Linked DNA regions of Homo sapiens: region 1 is linked to region 2. A link is a contact called in ENCODE POLR2A ChIA-PET data. All regions are on one chromosome and are shown on one strand. Each heading gives the region's core, a stretch centred on a gene start or an enhancer-like site at or near the end of the contact. The rest is flanking DNA. Distances are from core to core; before and after follow the strand shown. Region 1 holds the start of IFI35 (interferon induced protein 35). Region 2 holds the start of CDC6 (cell division cycle 6).

Region 1 (7,049 bases), core at 517-3,016, 2.7 Mb after region 2:
AACCAACTTCATGGCATTGTTTTGAAGAGTTAATTCATGTAAGGCACAAGCGTGTTGGGCAGACGATAGCTCTCCTTGCTGGCCACTGTTAACAGTTTTGTGAACTTTTTTCTTTTTTTTTTTTTTGAGCCAGAGTCTCGCTCTGTCACCCAGCTGGAGTGCAGTGGCACGATCTCGGCTCACTGCAAGCTCCGCCTCCCGGGTTCAAGCGATTCCCCCGTCTCAGCCTCCCGAGTAGCTGGGACTACAGGCGCATGCCACCACGCCCGGCTAATTTTTGTATTTTTAGTAGAGACAGGGTTTCCCCATGTTGGTCAGGCTGGTCTCAAACTCCTGACCTCAAGTGATTCACCGCCTCAGCCTCCCAAAGTGCTGGGATTACAGGCGTGAGCCACTGCACCCAGCCTTTTTTTTTTTTTTTTTTTTTTTTTTAAGAGACAAGATTCACTGTGTTGCCCAGGCTGGCCTCGAACTCCTGGGCTCAAGCAGTCCTCCTGCCTCAACCTGCTGGAACTATAGGCACATGTTACCAGTGGGCCCAGCTGCTGGGATTGGCACTTTTTTTTTTTTTTTAGTCAGAATCTCACTCTGTTGCCCAGGCTGGAGTGCAGTGGTGTGATCCGGCCCGGCTAATTTTTTGTATTTTAGTAGGGACAGGGTTTCACCATGGTGGCCAGGATGGTCTCGTGATCCACCCGCCTGGACCTCCCAAAGTGCTGGGATTACAAGGCATGAGCCACTGCGCCTGGCAGTTTTGTGAACTTGAACTGTGGACTTTATCTGTCCTGATTGTGTTTCTCATTCATTCAGCAATTATTATTTTTTGAGATGGAGTTTCGCTCTTGTCACTCAGGCTGGAGTGCAACAGCGCGATCTTGGCTCAATGCAACCTCTGCCTCCCAGGTTCCAGCTATTCTCCTGCCTCGGCCTCCCAAGTAGCTGGGATTACAGGAATACACCACCACACCCGGATAATTTTTGTATTTTTTTAGTAAAGACGGGGTTTCACCACGTTGGCCAGGCTGGTGTCTAACTTGGGATCTCAGGTGATCTGCCCACCTGGGCCTCCCAAAGTGCTGGGATTACAGGTGTGAGCCACCGCACCCGGCAGTTTTGTGAACTTGAACTATGGGCGTTATCTGTCCTGACTGTGTTTCTCATTCATTCAGCAATTATTGTTTTATTTATTTTTTGAGATGGAGTTTCACTCTTGTCACCCAGGCTGGAGTGCAATGGCACCATCTCAGCTCAATGCAACCTCTGCCTCCGGGTTCCAGCTATTCTCCTGCCTCGGCCTCCCAAGTAGCTGGGATTACAGGAATGCACCTCCACGCCCGGCTAATTTTTGTATTTTTTTAGTAAAGGTGGGGTTTCACCATGTTGGCCAGGCTGGTCTCTAACTCCTGACCTCAGGTGATCTGCCCGCCTGGGCCTCCCAGAATGCTGGGATTACAGGTGTGAGCCGCCGCACCCAGCTCATTCAGCAATTATTTTATCAATGTTCAATGTGCCCAGCATTATTCTAGGCTCTAGGGAAATAATCCATTGACAAAGCAGGGTCTACCAATGGGCTTGTCGGAGATTGCTGGGAATGGTTGATGGGGGCCAGTTTGCAGTTGGGGTGAGGTGGCTTTCCTTGAGGCAGCCTGGCTGAGTGAAGTCGACTTTGCTGACCAAGAAGGCTCCTCCCAGGGGTGGGGAAGCCTCGGCAGGGGGCGGCATGTGAGCGCCAGAAGGCAGGGATTTCACGGAAATGAAAGTGGAAGCAAACAGCCTGCGAGCAGAGCCTCCTGAGGTGTATTTCGGGTCTTGCTGGGGCTGAGAGAGACCACAGCCCTTTGGGGGGTACAAACAAGAGTTCAGTTGCTGTGAATTCTGCCACTGTGCCCAGCTCTGAAGCCTCAGCTCTTGCCAAACAGACCCGAGACCCATGTCAGCCCCACTGGATGCCGTAAGTGAGGAGGAGGGAGTTGGGAAGTGGGGAAACAGGAGTAATCCTCTTGGCTAGGAACCTGCAGATATCTCAGGGCCTGGCAGCCAAGCCTCACCCTGCCCATCTCAGACCTGCTGAAGGGCTGGGGAGAAACACAGGGCTGGGGTTGCCTCTGCAAGAGTTGGTTCCCTAACCTATTGCCTCAGACAGGAGGAGCTCATTAAATCCTGTGTGTGTACACTTCTCTGGAGAGAGAATCTGTAGTTTCCATCAGATACTCAGCGGGTTCTGTGACCCAAATAACAATTGTTCTAGGCCGGGCGTGGTGTCTCACGCCTGTCATCCTAGCACTTTGGGAGGCCTTGGCAATACAGTGAAAATCCGTCTCTACTAAAATACAAAAAATTAGCTGTGTGTGGTGGTGTGCGCCTGTAATCCCAGCTACTTGGGAGGCTGAGACAGGAGAATCACTTGAACCTGGGAGGCGGAGGTTGCAGTGAGCCGAGATTGCATCACTGCACTCCAGCCTGGGTGACACAGCGAGACTCTGTCTAAAAAAAAAAAAAAAAAAATTAAACTAAAGGAATTAGGCTGGGTGTGTTGGCTCACACCTGTAATCCCAGCCAGCACTTTGGGAGGCTGAGGCGTGTGGATCACTTGAGGTTAGGAGTTCGAGACCAGCCTGGCCAACATAGCAAAACCCCATCTCTACTAAAAACACAAAAATTAGCCAGGCATGGTGGCACACACCTGTAATCCCAGCTACTAGGGAGACTGAGGCGGGAGAATTGCTTGAACCTGGGAGGCAGAGGTTGCAGTGAGCCGAGATTGTACCACTATGCTCCACTCTGGGCAACAGAGGGAGACTGTCTCTCACACACACACACACACAAAATTTATATATATATATATATATATATATACTATAAGAATTATACTTTAAGAATCACACTAGGTAATCCATAGATTAACACGGTAAAAACTTATCCCACTGCTTAGCACCTACAGAGCATTCAATATGTGTTTCTTCTTAATATTATTATTGCCAACCTTTTCAGAACCCCAGTTCCCCAAGGACAATCCCTTTTTTTTTTTTTTTTTTGAGACGGAGTCTCACTCTGTCTCCTAGGCTGGAGTACAGTGGCATGATCTCGGCTCACTGCAACCTCTGCCTCCCGGGTTCAAGCGATTCTCCTGCCTCAGCCTCCCAAGTAACTGGGAGTACAGGCACGTTCCACCATGCCTGGCTAATTTTTTGTATTTTTAGTAGAAATGGAGTTTCACCGTGTTAGCCGGGATGGTCTTGATCTTCTGACCTCGTGATCTGCCCCCCTCAAGCTCCCAAAGTGCTGGGATTACAGGTGTAAGCCACCATGCCCGGACTTTTCTTTCCTTTTTTTTTTTTTTTTTTTTTTGAGATGGAGTTTCACTCTTGTTGCCCAGGCTGAAGTGCAATAGCATGATCTTGGCTCACTGCAACCTCTGCCTTCCAGATTCAAGTGATTCTCTTGCCTCAGCATCCCAAGTAGCTGGGATTATAGGCACACATGCCACCACGCCTGGCTCATTTTTTTTTTTTTTTTTTTTTTTTGAGATGGAGTCTCGCTCTGTCACCCAGGCTGGAGTGCAGTGGCAGGATCTCGGCTCACAGCAAGCTCCGCCCCATGGGTTCATGCCATTCTCTTGCTTCAGCCTCCCAAGTAGCTGGGACTACAGGCACCCGCCACCACGCCCAGCTAGTTTTTTGTATTTTTGGTAGAGATGGGGTTGCACTGTGTTAGGCAGGATGGTCTCGAACTCCTGACCTCGTGATCCGCCTGCCTCAGCCTCCCAAAGTGCTGGGATTACAGGCGTGAGCCACCGTGCCCAGCATGGCTAATTTTTTGTAGAGACAGGGTTTCAGCATGTTGGCCAGGCTGGTCTCGAACTCCTGACCTCACATGATCTGCCTCCCTTAGCCTCCCAAAATGCTGAGATTACAGGCTTGAGCCACAGCACCCGGCTTTATATACGTTAAATTGGGCCATCTTTTTCAAATAAAAATCCAGATTTTTTGTTTTTTGGAGACAAGATCTCACTGTTTTTTCCAGGCTGCAGTGCAGTGGCTGGATCATGGCTCACTGCAGCCACCTCCACCTCTAGGGATCAATAGATCCTTCCATCTCAGCCTCCCGAGTAGCTGGGACTACAGGCATGTGCCACCATGCCTGGCTAATTTTTAAATATTTTGTAGAGGTAGAGTTTTGTCCTGTTGCCCAGGCTGGTCTCAGACTCCTGGGCTCAAGCGATCTGCCTCCCTTGGCCTCCCAAAGTGCTGGGATTACAGGCATGTGCCACAACAACCTGCCCAGATTTTTTATTTCTATTAAAAATGGGAAGATTAGGGGGCCTGGGTCCGTGGCTCCTGCCTGTAATCCCAGCACTTTGTGAGGCTGAGTTGGGCAGATCACTTCAGGTGGGAAGTTTGAGACCAGCCTGGCCAACATGGTGAAACCCCATCTCTACTAAAAATAAAAAATTAGAGCCGGGCACGGTGGCTCACTCCTGTAATCCCAGCACTTTGGGAGGCCGAGGTGGGTGGATCACGAGGTCAAGAGATTGAGACCATCCTGGCCAACATGGTGAAACCCCATCTCTACTAAAAATACAAAAATTAGCTGGGCATGGTGGTGCGTGCCTGTAGTCCCAGCTACTCGGGAGGCTGAGGCAGGAGAATCGCTTGAACCCGGGAGTCAGAGGTCGCAGTGAGCCGAGATCCTGCCACTGCATTCCAGCCTGGCGACAGAGCGAGACTCTGTCTCAAAATAAATAAATAAATAAAAAATAAAAAAAATTAGCCAGGAGTGGTGGCAGGTGCCTGTAATCCCAGCTACTTGGGAGGCTGAGGCAGGAGAATCTGTTGAATCCGGGAGGTGGAGTTTGCAGCGAGCCGATATTGCGCCACTGCACTCCAGCCTAGGCAACAGAGGGAGACTCCGTCTCAGAAAAGAAAAAAAAATAGAGGGCTGGGCGCGGTGTCTCACACCTGTAATCCCAGCACTTTGGGAGGCTAAGACGGGCAGATCATGAAGTCAGGAGATCGAGACCATCCTGGCTAACACGGTGAAACCCCGTCTCTACTAAAAATACAAAAAAATTAGCCAGGCGTGGTGGCGGGCACCTGTAGTCCCAGCTAATCGGGAGGCTGAGGCAGGAGAATGAAGTGAACTGGGAGGCGAAGCTTGCAGTGAGCAGAGATCGCGCCACTGCACTCCAGCCTGGGCGACAGGGTGAGACTCCGTCCCAAAAAGAAGAAAAAAAAAAAATAGCTGGCATGATGGCACACGCCTGTACTCAGGAGGCTGAGATGAGAGGATTGATTGATTCCAGGAGGTCGAGGCTGCAGTGAGCCATAATGGAGCAATTGCACTCCAGCCTGGGTGGCATTGAGACTTTGTCTCAAAAAACAAAACAAAACAAAAACATGGGTAGATTTGCTGTGGGGGGAAACTTTGTTATGGCTAGAAGCAGTTTACTTTAGAAAGGACATGCTCTTCCCAGTGCGTCAGAGTCCCCACCACTCTCTGTTATCCTACATGGCTCTATTAACTCATTAATGTCATCCAACTGGCCCTTAAAGGCACTGTGTTAGCACTCTCTGAGTTACAGAAATATGAATAACTAATGATCTTTTTCACTATTCATAAACCAGCATAATTTGGTCAAGCTCTAGTATTCTTCTGCTAAAAATAGAACAAACTCACACTGAATTTCTTTGGTGTCCTCTGTAATGTGCTCCTTTACCGTCATTCATTCACTTCATTTCTTCATTCAACACAGTTTTACCGGACACATATTTTGTGCCGGAGATCTTGCTGGACACAAGGAATACAGAGATGGTCAGAACAGAGTCCTATCTTTCCAAGAGATCTCATGCTTCTCTGAGCTGAACTTCTTTATCAGGATTCCTAACCACAGGGTGAACTCTGCTCTATTCCACAAACAAAGGTGCATTTATTGGTATCCCTGGTGTCACTTCCCTGCCTGTGATGTCAGTTCTCTCTCTGGACCCATTCCAGATCACACCCAGCCTAAAAGGTTACTTGGTGTACAGTGGAAAGTGTGACAGTCCAGGGACAAGCTAGAATTGATGGGTAAACTACCTCCCCACTCTGGGCTTCATTTCTTCACTGTAAAGCACAGGTTAGTGGGTGGGCTCTGGAGTCAGACAGCCTAGGGCCAAATGACTTTGGGCAAGTCATTTAACCTCTCTGAGCTTTAATTTCCTCATCTATAAAATAAGGATTGGCCAGGCATTGTGGCTTACACCTGTAATCCTAGCACTTTAGGAGGCCGAGGCGGGCAGATCATCTGAGGTCAGGAGTTTGAGACCAACCTGGCCAACATGGTGAAAACCTGTTTCTACTAAAAATACAAAAATGAGCCAGGTGTGGTGGTGGGTGCCTGTAATCCCAGCTACTTGGGAGGCTGAGGCAGGAGAATTACTTGATCCTGGGAGGTGGAGGCTGCAGTGAGCCAAGATCGCGCCACTGCACCCCAGCCTGGGAGACAGAGCAAGACTCTGTCTCAAAAATAAATAAATAAATAAAAATTAAAAAAATAAATCAATAAAATAAGGATCACAGGATATCTATCTTAGATACCCTGTTGTTCTAAGAATTGAATGAAATAATTCATCAGACGGGCTTAGCACAGTGCCTGGCATATAGTAAGTACTTAGTAAACGTTAGTTAAGAATATGACTGTATGACATTTTGCAACTAGTCTCCCCTCCTCTTGGAGGTGTCCCTAATTGGGTTAACCCCTTTGGGATTGTCCCTCTTCCAAATTCCGGCTGCCCTTCACAGTCAGTCATGTGATCATGTACTCTTGAGCACTGTTTGGCAGGCCTGAGGGTCGTACCCTTATCTTCCACTGCCTGTGTCAGTGCCGAGCACTTTCTAGCAGGAGCTTAATCAGTGTTTGTTGAACTCTAGATCTGTGGTCACGAACAAGTCATGGACGCTGCAAAGGCTCCTGCCCTTTCAAGAGCAGCTGAGATGAGGCCAGCCAAGCCCTGGGTGGAGGGGGCCAAGACCAGCCCAGGGCAGCACAAAGGGGTTGGGTTGTTCTTGAG
Region 2 (6,832 bases), core at 3,282-5,781:
GATCCTCCCACCTCAGCCTCCCGTGTAGCTGGGACCACAGGTGTGTACCACTATGCCTGGCTAATTTTGAAAATTTTTTTGTAAAGACAGGGTCTCCCTATGTTGCCCAGACTGGTCTCAAATTCCTGGGCTTAAGTGATTGTCCCACCTCAGCTTCTCAAAGTGCTGGGATTACAGGCATGAGCCACCGCACCCAGCCAGTCCTTATTTTATATTTCCACCTAACTCCCCTTTGCCCACGATTTCAGGGAACCTAGGAGGCTTCCTGGCCTTGTGACCTTTTCCTTGAATCTCTTATAATTCTTTCTACCTGTGTTGCATGGCAGATTCTCAGATTGAGGCTAAAGAAAAGAAGGGTGGGGACAAAGCATACAGAATGTGTGTATCTGTTTTTATGTGGGTGTTGGCTGTTTTTCGTCACTGCTTTTTAAGCTGAATCTTAGCTGGTTTTCTTGAACTTTGACTTTAGGTGTAAAAATTCAACCAGACATTCTCTCCTTACTGTGGTCAGCTGACATCATAACCACTAAGGCTTAATGAGCTTAACTTGCACTTTCATCACTAGCAAAGGTCTTGAAGTTATTTCTCTTACTGATTCATAATGGGTGTGTGTATGAATCACTCTCACATAATTTAGATATAAAAACCTATGAGGATGAGGGAGGGAGGGGAAGAAAAAAAAGGACTCCTTTCATTTTCATCCGTACTTCCCAGATGGGCTGAATCTCCGATTATTTGACCCATCATTGTTATTAATATGGTTAATAAACTACCTATTTATTGATTGAATTGTTCCTCCTGACTTGAAATAGCCTGCAAATGGAGCTTGCCTAAATGACCTTCGACTTCCTAACCCTATAATTCATTCTGTCTTCTTGTGATGGTATTGCTAGTGTGTGTGTGTGTGTGTGTGTGTGTGTCTACACACACAGTCACACAAAAGGATGCCAGACAGGTTCTTCCAGTGTGATTTGATTCCTTCTCCATGATACTGTGTATGAGTTAGCAGGTGATAAGGACACTAGTTTTCCTTCCATTACTGAGGCAGAGCTGCTTGCCATGAATGTACCTCTTAAGTATTTCCCAACCCAATCTAACCATGAACTAAACGACCCACTGGAAGAAAGCTGCCTGTCTCCAACTTCCTAGTACTCTGCAAAGAGAGGTAAAGGAACTATGGAAAATGAATTAGAACTAGAAATATGTCAGCCTCAGGATTCTGACTGCCCCAGAGGACAACTGGGGAAATGCTTTGCCTCTGACATCACTGGAGCCCAGTCTGGATCATTTTCACACATAATTGAATTCATTCTCCATTCCTAGGCTTAGGGGTGTGAGACTTAAAAGACTGTATGCTCTCCAGCCACAAGTGTTTATGCAAAGGGTGGATGTCCACTTGGCAAGAATGTCCTTTCCATTCCTTCATTCAGCAAGCTCTTATTGTACACTTTACTCTGTACCAGGCATCTACAATATGAAGATGAAAAGTCTGTTTTTGCCGGGCGCGGTGGCTCACGCCTGTAATCCCAGCACTTTGGGAGGCTGAGGCAGGTGGATCACCTGAGGTCAGGAGTTTGAGACCAGTCTGTCCAATATGGTGAAACCCCGTCTACTAAAATTATGGGCGCCTGTAATCCCAGCTACTCAGGAGGCTGAGGCAGGAGAGTTGCTTGAACCCGGTTGGGTGGAGGTTGCAGTGAGCTGAGATTGTGCCACTGCACTCCAGCCTGGGCGACAGAGCGAGACTCCAAATAAAAAGTCTTTTTTTTTTTTTTCCAACTTGGAAATGGGTCTCCCTATGTTGTCCAGGCTGTCCTCAAACTGGGCTCAAGGGATCCTCCCACCTCAGCCTCCCGAGTAGCTGGAATTACAGATGCATGCCACTGTGCAAGGCTAAGACATGGTCTTTGACTCCAAGGAACTCATAGTTTAGTAGACTTCAGGATAGCTACCAGGAGAAACCTATGCAGGATATTAAAAGGCTTTATGGGAGTTAGCCAGGGAAGATGGATGGTTAGTGGCATTCCAGACAGAGGAAACAGCAAAAACAAAGGCACAGAAGCAAGAAACAATATGATGTGTACGCATCACGTTACTGGAGGATCATTATTAGTGCAAAGGAAAAGCTTCAAGTAGATAACCTTTCAGTCCTGACATTCTGTGATTATTTGCCTGCTTCCACAGTGGTCATTTACACCTGTAGGCTTTTCTTGGGCCACTGCTATGTTTCCTAGTGTCTTCTTTTCTTTTTTTTTTGAGGCGGAGTCTCGCTTTGTCGCCCAGGCCGGAGTGCAGTGGCGTGGCGTGATCTCCACTCACTGCAAGCTCCACCTCCCGGGTTCACACCATTCTCCCGCCGCAGCCTTCTGAGTGGCTGGGACTATAGGCACCCGCCACCACGCCTGGCTAATTTTTTTGTATTTTAGTAGAGACGGGGTTTCACCGTGTTAGCCAGGATGGTCTCGATTTCCTGACCTCGTGATCCACCCGCCTCAGCCTCCCAAAGTGCTGGGATTACAGGCGTGAGCCACCGCACCCAGCCATTTCCTGGTGTTTTCATAGGTTCCAATATGCATGCTAAGTACTCATAGCTTCCTAGGTTGTTTACCATAACCACCCCTTACAGCTGGCTGGGCACACATTACCATTTCAGGTTATTAAGGGCAATTCTTAGGTGCCCATGTTATAAAAATACGAACAGTGAAGGTTGCTTCCTGAGTTCTACTATCCTACTAAGACATCAGAAATACCATCTAGTCCTTTTAAAAGCTTCCACTGTGGCCAAGAGCGGTGGTTCATGCCTGTAATCCCAGCACTGTGGGAGGCTGAGGTGGGTGGATCATGAAGTCAGGAGTTTGAGACCAACCTGGCCAACATGGTGAAACCCCTCTACTAAAAATTCAAATATTAGCCAGGCGTGGTGACGCGTGCCTGTAGTCCCGGCTACTCAGGAGGCTGAGGCAGGAGAATGGCTTGAACCCAGGTGGTGGAGATTGCAGTGAGCCGAGATCATGGCACGGCACTCAAGCCTGGGTGATAAAATGAGACTTGTCTCAAAAATAAAAAAAAAAAAAGCTTCCATTGTGTGGTAACTTTCTCCATTCATGGCAGCCCATTCTCTTCACTTTTGTAGTTTTCAGCTGCTAAAAAGCCTTCACGAAATGTACTCCACCATCTCTTCCTGTTTAGAACCTGAATCTGTCTAATCATCCCCCTATGATAAAGTGGTCAAGAGTTTGATTTTCTGTCAGAGTTCAGAGTTCAAATTCTAGCTCTTCCACTTACTAGTTGTGTGACCTTGGGCAAGTTTACTCAACTCCCCTCTACTGTAGTTCCCTCATTTGTAAAGTGAAATAACACCAGGTTCATGGGGGTGCTTGTGAAGATTAATAAGGTGATGTAGGTAAAATACTGAGCACAGCCCCTGGCATACACTTAAGCACTCAATATTGGCTCTCTTCATGAACTAGGTACCAATTCACTGATGATCGTAATATTGTTGCTTCCCTCTTTCTAGGCTTTATGGCTCTATTTTGTTTGTTACTGAGGGGTAAAAGATAAATGTTTACCATCACCTAGAATTGGGTTCTGGCCTCTAAAGGAACCTGAGGCTTAGATGAATTATTGGCTTTGGAAGCTGGCCTTCAAATTACTGCGCTAATTTATATTTTTCATTAAAAACTCAGCTTGCCTCTTCTATATAGCTGTCTTCCCTGGCCCTGAAACCCTAGTGTTTCGCCATAAAAGATTTTAAAATTAAGGGGTCATAATTCCCTCCCCATGATGTGTGGATTAATGGTAAGAAGATGCACAGAACATAATATTCTTAGGTTGAACGAAATAAAAGTAAAGAGTTGGCTCTGTTTCTCACCTTTGAAGCACAAATCAAGAGATACTATGATGAAGCATAGTTTTTCTTTATATAGGTGTGTAGAACTTTACCATAAAAATCACTAGTTCAGCCATCAGGAGATCTGGATCCTAGGCTCTTCACTGTCACCAAGATGCTGTGACCTCTAACCTTGTATAGAAGTTTGCTTTGTACTTTGCGAGGTTGAGCATTAGAGAGGTAAGGAAAGTGCCTAGCATCATACCTGGCGCACAGAACCCAAAACGGTAGGTATCATGTAGCAGTTCTGAAAATCTAGCCCATCAGGATGATGCAAATGGGTACTTTAGGCAGTGAGAAGGGGAACCACATCTTGACACTTCCAGTCGAAGGAAGAGTGCGACTGCGCGGCAGCAAAGACTACGCCTCCCAGCGTGCTTTGCGGCGGGCCGGCCCGCTTTACCCAGAGTCGCCCTGCCGCAATCGCGCGTCTTTCCACCGAGGCCCCGGATGTAGATTCCCTCCCCCGTTCAGTGGTCGTGGCCTCACAGCGACTCTAAGACTTGGGGCTCTCTCATTGGCTGTAACTCTTCCACTGGATTGGTAGCAAAAAAAGAGGCGGTGCCCAAGGCGAAAGGCTCTGTGACTACAGCCAATCAGAATCGAGGCCGGGCTTTGGCGGGAGGTGGGAACGCTGTGGCCATTCGGATTTGGCGCGAGCGCGGCTGGAGTTTGCTGCTGCCGCTGTGCAGTTTGTTCAGGGGCTTGTGGTGGTGAGTCCGAGAGGCTGCGTGTGAGAGACGTGAGAAGGATCCTGCACTGAGGAGGTGGAAAGAAGAGGATTGCTCGAGGAGGCCTGGGGTCTGTGAGGCAGCGGAGCTGGGTGAAGGCTGCGGGTTCCGGCGAGGCCTGAGGTGAAGTGAAGGGAAAAGAGCTGAGCTCGCTGGAGGTCTGAGGTCGGGATCAGGGAAAGGGCAGGTGCCCTCGGGGTAGTTCTAGCAGTTATGCGTGGTGTGAAGGAGGTGAAAGTTGTAGGAAGGAAATATTCTGGGGTGCGTTGAGAGCTGCCTAGAATGAGGACTGAGTGCAGGGGCGGAAAGAACTGAGGGAAGACTGAGCTGCAGTGTGAGGGCTTGGGATAGAAGAGACTAAATGTGGCGGGTGCTGGGCTGAACTGGTGATAAAGACACCCCGCGTGCCTGGAGGGAGGAAACTAGAAGTTCTATATAAATCAATTCATGTAACTTTTTTTTTTTTTTGAGACGGAGTCTCGCTCTTGTCGCCCAGGCTGTAGTGCAGTGGTGCGATCTCGGCTCACTGCAACCTCTGCCTGCCGGGTTCAAGCCATTCTCCTGCCTCAGCCTCTTCATGTAGCTGGGACTACAGGCGCCCGCCACCACGTCCGGCTAATTTTTTTTTTTTTTTTGAGACGGAGTCTCGCTCGGTCTCCCAGGCTGGAGTGCAGTGGCGCGATCTCGGCTCACTGCAAGCTCCGCCTCCCGGGTTCATGCCATTCTCCTGCCTCAGCCTCCCGAGTAGCTGGGACTACAGGCGCCCACCACCACGCCCGGCTAATTTTTTGCATTTTTAGTAGAGACGGGGTTTCACCGTGTTAGCCAGGATGGTCTCGGCCCGTCTCGGCCTCCCAAAGTGTTGGGATTACAGGCGTGAGCCACCGCGTTTGGCCGTAATTTTTGTATTTTTAGTAGAGACGGGGTTTCTCCATGTTGGTCAGGCTGGTCTCGAACTCCTGACCTCAGGTGATCCGCCCGCCTCAGCCTCCCAAAGTGCTGGGATTACAGGCGTGGGCCACCGCGCCCGGCCCATTTCAGGTAACTTGTTATTGCATCGCTCAATTGGTTAAGAACTTGGGCTCTGGCACCAGATGCCCGGGGTTACATTCCTGTTTTTCTGTGACTTTGGGCCACTGTTTATCTCAGTTTTCTCATGTGTAAAATAAAGGCTAATAATAGTACCTACTCCTAAGATCGTTGTTAAACGAGTTGGTACCTAAAGTGTTTATAACAGCGCCCTTCCACGTAGTAGGTAGACAACAAATGTCAGCTGTTCTTGCATAGATTTGGATGTGAAGCAAAAGTGAATGCTAAAATAAGTGTGATAACATAATTAGGAAATAAGTGTTAATCATCAGTATAAATAAATTCCATGTTAGTTATTTTCTCTTCACTTTCACATATTGACTAGTTGTCCTCTTATTTTTTTTAATCTAGCTGTGCTGTCGTCATGCCTCAAACCCGATCCCAGGCACAGGCTACAATCAGTTTTCCAAAAAGGAAGCTGTCTCGGGCATTGAACAAAGCTAAAAACTCCAGTGATGCCAAACTAGAACCAACAAATGTCCAAACCGTAACCTGTTCTCCTCGTGTAAAAGCCCTGCCTCTCAGCCCCAGGAAACGTCTGGGTAAACCATCCATTATATCACTTTTTCACTAGCAGCTCGTGACCTTTCTTTTCTTGGTAAGATGTGTGTCCTTTGAAGGAGCTTTCTAAGTTCAGTTAAGACTTCTTTTTTTTTTTTTTTTTTTTTTTGAGACAGAGTCTCGCTCCATCTCCCAGGCTGGAGTGCAATAGTGCGATCTTGGCTCACTGCAACCTCCGCCTCCTGGGTTCAAGCGATTCTCCTGCCTCAGCCTCCCAAGTAGCTGGGATTACAGGCGCCCACCACCAAGCCTGGCTAATTTTTTTTTTTTTTTTTTTTGGATTTTTAGTTGAGACAGGGTTTTGCCATATTGGCCAATCTGGTCTCTGAACTCCTGACCTCAGGTGATCCAACTGCCTCGGCCTCCCAAAGTGCTGGGATTATAGGCATGAGCTACCGCTCCTGGCCTAAGACTACTCTTCATTTTAGTTATTTTCAGAATGGTTGCTAAGTGCTTACCGAACTCCAGAGTTAGACACTTACTGAGGTCACTCTGAACTACTTAATAAGTCTGATCTTCAATTCCTTAATACTGAACTTAGTTCTGTCAATGTTTTAAGTTA

What was found. ChIA-PET counts read pairs that join two places held with the same protein, here RNA polymerase II (POLR2A).
Region 1: POLR2A ChIA-PET joins it to region 2 with 11 read pairs in AG04450. The contact joins the promoter of IFI35 here to the promoter of CDC6 in region 2. POLR2A ChIA-PET finds 5 or more read pairs at or near these places in 2 of 52 experiments (AG04450 and activated CD4-positive, alpha-beta T cell).

Annotation. Positions count from the first base shown.
Region 1 is chr17:43,005,018-43,012,066 of GRCh38, forward strand. It overlaps IFI35 (interferon induced protein 35), which reads left to right and starts at 1,767. Exons shown (of 7, transcript NM_001330230.2): 1 at 1,767-1,951. The coding sequence starts at 1,931. RefSeq lists an enhancer at 1,627-1,936.
Region 2 is chr17:40,283,348-40,290,179 of GRCh38, forward strand. It overlaps CDC6 (cell division cycle 6), which reads left to right and starts at 4,532. Exons shown (of 12, transcript NM_001254.4): 1 at 4,532-4,743; 2 at 6,061-6,251. The coding sequence starts at 6,074. WIPF2 (WAS/WASL interacting protein family member 2) reads left to right here. Exons shown (of 8, transcript NM_133264.5): 8 at 1-789. RefSeq lists enhancers at 4,292-5,099, 4,868-5,047, 5,078-5,147.